Linked DNA regions of Homo sapiens: region 1 is linked to region 2. A link is a contact called in ENCODE Hi-C or POLR2A ChIA-PET data. All regions are on one chromosome and are shown on one strand. The core of a region is the stretch at or near the end of the contact, and the rest is flanking DNA. Distances in the headings are between cores, read along the strand shown.

Evidence for each region. Hi-C counts contacts between places; a loop is a spot of excess contacts on that map. ChIA-PET counts read pairs that join two places held with the same protein, here RNA polymerase II (POLR2A). Pooled maps may share reads with other maps.
Region 1: a loop to region 2 is called in a map of HepG2, with 7 times the contacts of the local background. The contact joins two enhancer-like sites. A Hi-C loop is called at or near these places in 10 of 168 maps with a recorded cell type or tissue (CD14-positive monocyte, Caco-2, Calu3 and 7 more) and 6 of 50 pooled maps. POLR2A ChIA-PET finds 5 or more read pairs at or near these places in 5 of 52 experiments (A673, HepG2, MCF 10A and 2 more).

What each region holds. Positions count from the first base shown.
Region 1 is chr11:20,001,337-20,005,295 of GRCh38, forward strand. All of the region lies in intron 11 of NAV2 (neuron navigator 2), which reads left to right. Among named protein-coding and RNA genes, the nearest start is that of NAV2-AS3, 22 kb to the left of the region's middle. RefSeq lists an enhancer at 1-203. Within about 2 kb of position 1,660, at least 3 of the 41 ENCODE cell types and tissues checked have a DNase peak (open chromatin) inside an H3K27ac peak, as active enhancers do.
Region 2 is chr11:19,952,028-19,956,033 of GRCh38, forward strand. All of the region lies in intron 10 of NAV2 (neuron navigator 2), which reads left to right. Among named protein-coding and RNA genes, the nearest start is that of NAV2-AS3, 27 kb to the right of the region's middle. Within about 2 kb of position 1,493, at least 5 of the 41 ENCODE cell types and tissues checked have a DNase peak (open chromatin) inside an H3K27ac peak, as active enhancers do.

The DNA.
Region 1 (3,959 bases), core at 410-2,909, 49 kb after region 2:
CTTTTTTCCTATTTTCCCTGTTGCTTGGCTTGAAGACAGGGATTATCTTATTTATCACTGGGTTTTCAGGACCCAAAAATATGATGTCTGCCACATAGTCGGTGCTCATTCAGCACTTACTGAAATGAACTCCAGTTTTAGATGGATGGGTTATCTCTCTCCATCCAGAGACCTTGGCTTTTTCACTATGAACACTGTTGTTTTTCTCACTCTCAGGACTGTCTCAGCCCTTAGCACAGTGGGTGACACAGAGTAGGTCTTCAGTAAACATCAGGGCAAGCCACCGCATGTTCTCACTCATAGGTGGGAATTGAACAATGAGAACACTCGGACACAGGAAGGGGAACATCACATACTGGGGCCTGTTGTGGGGTGGGGGGAGGGGGGACGGAAAGCATTAGGAGATATACCTAATGTAAATGTCGAGTTAATGGGTGCAGCACACCAACATGGCACATGTATACATATATAACAAACCTGCACATTGTGCACATGTACCCCAGAATCTAAAGTGTAATAAAAAAAAAAATCAGGGCAAGCCTCCCTGAGATGATGTGGGGGTGTGGCTGTCCCACCTGTTTTAATCCATTCAGGCTGCTATAACAAAGTAGCACACATTGTGTGGCTATAAGCAACAGGCACTTCTTTCTCACAGTTCTGGAAGCTGGAAGTCCAAGGTCAGGATGCCGGCATGGTCGAGTTCTGATGAAGGCCCTCTTCTGGGCTGCAGAAATTCGGACTTCTACTTGTACGTTCACATGGCAGAAAGAGGGCAAGCTAGCTCTCTGGGATCCTTTTTATTAGGCACTAACTTCACTCACAAGGGCTCTGTCTTCATGACTAATCACCTTCCAAAGACTCCACCTCTAAACACTATCGCATTGGGGGTTAGATTTCAATGTGAATTTGGGGCATGGGAAGGGGAATTCAGTCCCTAACACCTCTCATCAGGCATAGTACTTGCTGGGAACTCCTTGTGTAAGAGGTGCTTTGGGGACACAGAGGCCTGGAGTGGAGCCTTTTTCAAAGATCCCAAAGCCCTCTCTCTATCTCAGAGATCAGGTCGTGAGCGACTAAAGGAAGGGACAGCGCAGTCAGGGAGATGTCAGTGCGTTCAGATTCAGAGGGCAGAACAAGAGCACTGTAGCATGGGTCAGAAGGAAGGCTTCCTGGAGGTGGTAGGCTTTTAGCTGGACCTTGGAAAACAGGTGGGAGTTATAGGTGGTGAGGGAGAGAAACAGCAGTCCCGGTTTGGTAGAAAGGAAGACAGAATGTGCGGGAGGGATGGAGAAAAGAGACTGAGCCTGGGGAGTTTTGTTCTCTGGGAAATCCTATCGTTGAAGGCCAACCACTTGTTTTCCAGGCCAGTAGGTGCCCCACTCTGATACTCAAAGCCACTGTAATAGCCACCTCCGGTAGCTGTGTTCCACTGTGCCCTTCAGAAGTAACCTACCCCAGCGCCCCTGGAACTGTCTGTGTCAGGGGTCAGCCTTGTGTTCTTGGAGAGAAGCCTTCCAAAAACAGACTCTGATAGGTTGAAGCAAATAGCTGACTTATTCATAGATGCCCTGGGGCTCACAGTATTAGAACTGGCCACCTCCTAATGATTAAACACTACACAAACACCCAGTGACCAGATTACCCCACCATAAATGGGCTGTAAACCAGAGTGGACAGTGGCTGTTCCACCAACTGGGAGGAAGCGAGGCTACAGAAATGCTTTCTGTCCTAAGCAACTAGCCCTTCAGGCAGAGCCCAGAAAACAAACGCAGACCTTTCCTGCACCCTGGGAGGGAAGTCGGAGAGGGGAAAGGTGGGATTCTGAGGTCACTGAGAGTGGAAAATGACAAGTACCTCCCTCCCCTCCCCTGTGCTAGGTGCTCTAAACATGCTGCACATTAACTTACATCATAACCTGGTGAGAACTGGCAATTGATCAGGATGGATTCGGATGACATCTGTATTGAGGGTCTATTTTATCTGCATATCCATTTATGAGGGGAAAAACTATGGCCACTACCCTTAAGTTAGTTGATACAGCTGATTCAGAGAGACTAGGTCTTTTGTCCGGAATCACACAGCAAGCAAGTGACTAGAAACAGGACCAGAATCCGGGTCCTCTGACCCTGCAATACAAGCCTTCTCCATTATCTGAAATGATTATACTGAGCGACTCCCAGGGGTAAATGACTCAGCGTGCCAGGTGTGGGACACTGCCTCTCTTGTTCTACCCACACCCACTTCCCTCCATCTCTAAGTTAGTTCTACTTGAGTTCAGCAGGTAAAAGAATCACCCCTGCTCTGGTTTGTTGCCTCTCCAGGAAGGAAGCAACTGGACCCTATTGGTGGGAAAGGTGAGAGATTCACATCCACCTACCTGCACACCTCCCACTGTTCTGGACAGGCCAGACCAGGGCTGTGGGCATGAAGCAGACCCTCACCAGTCTCTAAGAGCTGGGGATGAGAACAAAGCCCTTCCTTATTGCTAGCCTGAATTATTGGGATCTGTTGCTCTTATTCTTCAGTAAGAAAAACAGCCATTCTGTTCATTGGATTTGGATGTTCTAGCTTCTGGTTTTGTTAAATTGTTAATAATACTATCTATTTCTAGTTACTGCTAGAAAGTATGGAAGGCTCATGTGAGTTCAGGAATATTTGAGAAGAAAACATCTTAGGAAAATTGCATCCAGTCTGCATAAGCCCGTTCTCTTAACTTGCTGGTGAACTCCTGAAAATTGGTTCCCAAACACCAGGGGTCTTTAAACTCCAGAGATGGAGACACCTCCTGACCATCCAGAAGCTCACCTGGAATTCCTAGTAGCAGATGTTATTACACTGGTCCTACATTTCCCTCCATATCACCTCAAAAGGCTTAATTTGCTATTTTGTATGTTCACCAGAACAGTTAGAATTGTGATGCCAAAAGGTGGTAAGCTTGCCAGGCTAAAATATCCTCAGGAGGAATCTTTAATTTCACAATCCATGTTTCTGGTGTAATCCACACCTTTTTTGTGCTTCAGTTTCCCTTTCTGTCAAATGGGCATGTAAAGTCCTGGTCTCTCCTCTCCCCACTGCCGTAAGTCAATACTGGCGAGGAGCTTACAGCACCCCTAGGAACCCAGGGGCATTGTAAATGCAGGGCTCTGGCCAGAGAAGCCTGGCTTCTCTCTGCTGCCACTGAAGAAGTGACTGCAGTGGGCTCTGATGCTGGGCAGTTTTGGTATTCTGATCAGGTTACAGTGACTTTTTTCAGAGGGGCTCAGTCCTGCCATTCTCACATAAATTCCCTCTCCCTCCCAGTGCCTTAGTGTAACTTAAGGGGGTGCTGAAAGAAGATAGCACCTAAATCCACTGGGTTGCTTTTCACATTACAAACATGAAGCCCTCATCATGGACTACACTGGCCTTGGTTGTTGTTCCAGACACCACCAGATGTGTTTTAGGGAGTCAGGGTTTCTCGTCTGCCATTCCTTTTTTCCAATCCTTCTTTTGGTGCAAGACCTTGAACCCAAGGCAGTATAGCACAGTGGTTAAGAGCAAAGGCTCCAGAATAGGGTTCAGCTCAAATCCCAGCTCAGTCACTTGCTAACCAGTGAATGACTTGGAGTAAATTAATGCAGATAGTAAGAAGTGCTTCTTGGTGGAGTTGTGAGGCTTACTTGCGATAATCCCAATAAACAATAGCTATTATTGGGAAGGAAGTTTAAGCTCCAAGGCAGAGCAGGAACGGAAGTGTCTTCTGATTCATTCTCACTGGCCCACAAGCTCTCTGACAATAGAGACCCTTTCTGTCTGTCTTAACACTTTAAAGCCAAGGCCTGAGAAGAAACTGCCACACGATAGAAGTTCAATAAATGTTTGAGAACAATTTCAATCCCAAGTGATTCTGCTGAGTTTTAATCATATATATATATATATTTTTTTTTTTTTTTGAGATGGAGTCTTGCTCTGTTGCCCAG
Region 2 (4,006 bases), core at 243-2,742:
GTATCCACTCTGTGGAAATGCATGTGAATTTCTGCTTTGAGGCCAAGTTACCAGTTTGTGTTTACACGCAGAGTTCAGAGCAAGACACTTAATGTCTTTTCTACTCATCATATTCTTCCTATAAACTGGCAAGGTTGTAAATATTGAAAGGCTGGTTATTCTGTGCTTCAGAATGTGCTGAATAAGGCATTGTTGAGGCAATTGATGTAGTGAAAGGGAAATAGACTGGGATATCATATTGGGCAGACCAGGGCTTAAACCCTCCCCAACCTCTTGCCAGCTCTGTGACGTTAGGCATGTCATTTGACTTCCCTGAGCTTTGAAGTGCTACAATTAATATGGTTTTTAAACCTTCAGCTGGATTTCTGTTTGCAGTTGTATCTGATAAAGACCAAAATCCCAGTCGGGGTCTAGATGCCTTATCTCCCTCAAACATCCAGGCGCTTGGAAACAATGAAATGATTAAAGCTTTTGTCCAGATGTTTATTTGGCTTAGTAGAAATGTAGCCTTGATGTATGAGTAATATATCAATCTGTACAGAGGCTCTTTGAGGAAAGTTCTTGTAAAAGTTTATAGTAAGTTTATTTAGAAAATCTGATATGGAAGTAAATTCTGGTTTCTAAAAACCTAAGACCTCTGTTTTTAAAGTGATGCTGTACTTCGGCTTGGCATAACAGCTATTTTTTGATGCCTCTAGTTCATTTTCTGTACTGGTGTGTGCATGTGCACCTGTGTGTATCCTTCAATTCTCCCTATGGTAGGGCTGAAATTACTTTATTACCATATTACCATGTAGTTTAGCTAAGAATTAAGGGCAAATGCCTCTTACACTTTGTGTGTGTGTGTGTTCTTATATTGTGCCTGGTATATACCAGGCATGTCTAAGTACTTTACAGGTTGTTATCTGATCTCACTCATCCCTTTTATTGGATTGATAAATTGGGCATTGGCTGTAGTGGGGAGGAAATTAAAATAACAGATGAAATTTCTCTTACTAGGTTTTGATCTGTGAAGTCAATCTTCTACTCATATTCTAAAAATTCAAAGTGCCATATGGTACAGAATAAAATTAAAGGGGCAGACTCCACGTCCATATGTTTGAAATGATTTTTTTTTTCTTTTCAAAGGAGGCACTGAGTTGTGTAATGTTCCAAAGTATAAGTAGATATCCCTTTATGGACAAAAAAATGACCCTTTAAATATAACATCAGAAGTTTCTCCCTCTCAGAACCTTTGATGGCTTCCCATTGCCTGTGGGAACAGATCTGAATGCCTTAACTGACTGTGGAGGCTCTTCATGGCCTTTGCCTCATCTGCCTTCGCTGACTTGCCCCCGGCCACATTTCCCTTCACACACTCCAGACTTCCCACTGCTCTAGGCTACCTGCCACCACCAAAAGCTGGTTCCTGCATTTGCAAAGCCCTGCCTCTGGTTCCTGCATTTGCAAAGCCCTCCCTCCTGGGACATGCTGCTTTCTTCCTGGAATTCCTTTCCCCTCATGCCCATCTGACTAATCCTGAAGAAAATGTCTCCCCTGTGATGTCCTCTGGGATTCCCCCAGTCACAGTTAGCTCAGTCTCACGTGTTTCTGGTAGTCTTGGTTCACACCTACCCTTATATATAAGCGTTTCACTTTGCATGGGAAGTGTCTGAAAGCCACTGGATGGTACTGAGGAAAGAGTATGTTCTTAAAAGGCAGACAGACTTGAGATTTAATCCTGGCTCTGCCAAGTGAACTGGAACAAGTTCTTAACCTTTGAATATTAGAGATAGAGCTTGAAAAGAACAGGCAAGAATCTGAGATGCACAAGAAATGTGCACGCGCGCGCGTGTGTGTGTGTGTGTGTGTGTGTCTTTCTCCACTAAACTTGGAGTTCCTAGCAGGCAGACAGCACTCATTATTTTTCTAAACCCAGAGACTGGGACTTAGCAGGTATTTAATATTTTGAGAATGGTCTATTCTTGATGCCTACTCTGGCAGGACCTTATGCTTATATAACTCGCTACCACACGCTATGAAGCTCAATGGTTCTATTTACAGAACACTTGGAGAAAGCCAGCTTAGCCTGTGGTGTCCATCTAGTGGTTGATAGAGGCTGTGGTCTCAATTCCTTTTCACTGTGAGTCATTGTGTTGGTTTAAAGCTCCTGGCTGGTGATATTTAGGGCTAAGGATGTTGGCTTTTGAGAATGAGGCTGATCAATAGCCTAGTGTAGAGAGAAAACAGGATGTAAGCATTTGGTCTTCCACAGTGGCTTTTTAGGGGCTGCTGTCTTCCCTCCTTGGTGGCAGGAATTACTCCATCAACAAATATGGGCACAGATGCCTGCGGGGAGACTCCGTTCTTCAGAAATTGAGGAACTCATTCATGCTGAATTAATTAAAGTCATCCCTCAGTATCCATGAGGGATTGGTTTCAGGACCCCCAGAAAATACCAAAATCTGTGGATGCTCAAGTTTTTCATGTAAAATTGCATAGTATTTGCATATAACCTATGTAGATCCTCCTATATACTTTAAATCATCTCTAGATTACCTATAATATCTAATACAATGTAAATGCTATATGGATAGTTGTTATACTTTATTTTTGTTTGTATTATTTGTTCATAAGAGGGTGCTTCGTGCTCTCATGCATCATTTGCATGTATAATACCTTGTATCTTTTCCTTTATTGCCTGTCAGGTCATCTCCTCTCTGATTCCATCCAAGCAGAGGTAGTGACCTTTCTGTATGCTTCCTTGTTACTTGCTGTATCTGTATTAGCACTGGTAGCACTACATCAGAATTGGTTTATTAGTGTTTGTATGTATGTATGTGAGTATATGTGTGTGTGTATATGCATGTGTGTGTGTGTATGTATGTGTATATATATGTGTATATATGTGTGTGTGTGTATATACATATATATATACATATATACATATATATATACATATACACACATATATATATATATGGGATAGGAAAGACAAAACCCAAACCTGTTGTAAGTTCTAAAGGTTAGGGTCAAATCTGTCTTGAATGCTCCTGTATCTTCATTGGCTGGCACTGTGCCTGCCTGTTGCATAGTAAGCAGTCAATAAATATTTGTTGGCTGGGCATGGTGACTCACATCTGCAATCCCAGCACTTTGGGAGGCTGAGATGGGGGGATCATTTGAGCCTAGGAGTTCAAGACCAGCCTATGCAATATAGTGAGACCTGTTGCAACAAATAATTTAAAAGCTGTTCATGGTGGCATGTTCCTGTGGTCCCAGCTGAGGTGGAAGTATCACTTGAGTCCAGGAGGTTGAGGCTGCAGCGAGCTGTGATTACACCATTGCACTCCAACCTGGGTGACAGAGCAAGACCTTGTCTGAGAAAAAAAAAATGTCAAATGAATGCTACAACTAACTTTAAAAATGGCAAGGCCAACCATATTCCGCTAAATGAATTTGTGCCTATGATTGTAGCACCATTGAGTTTGAGGACGTAGCCACATGTCTTTCTTCTTCTGGGCCCTGTCAGTTTAGACTGCCTCTAACCCTGTGAGCTTGACATTGTCAATACAAGAAAAAGAGAGAACTAGGGGCATTTGCCATGTGGACTGATGGAAGATAGACATGCCCCTGTTCATCTCTTCCTTCTTTCACTGAACATTATGGGACAAATGTGTGAGGTATTTCTCACCAAGTCAGCATAGAACATAGCAGACAGTACCCTGAATCAAAGGGGGTAGATTAATAGCATGAAAGGCTCTTTCTTATCTGGTGAATATGTCCAGACCAGACCTGGAGTGACCTTGATAGGCTGTTGTTTCTGGCAGACTGATAGGAGAGAAAGCCAGAGTGCTCCTTACAGCCTAACGCACCCTGGAGCCAAGATAAATGAATTTAGGAGAGGCTGTCCTGAAAGGCACTGATTTATGGCAGGTTCCAGCAGGGTGTGGCAGGCATCTCGAGATTTGGAAAGGATAGATTCTCGTTTCTCTAGGCCGATCCCACTGAAACGATCTTGGCTTTT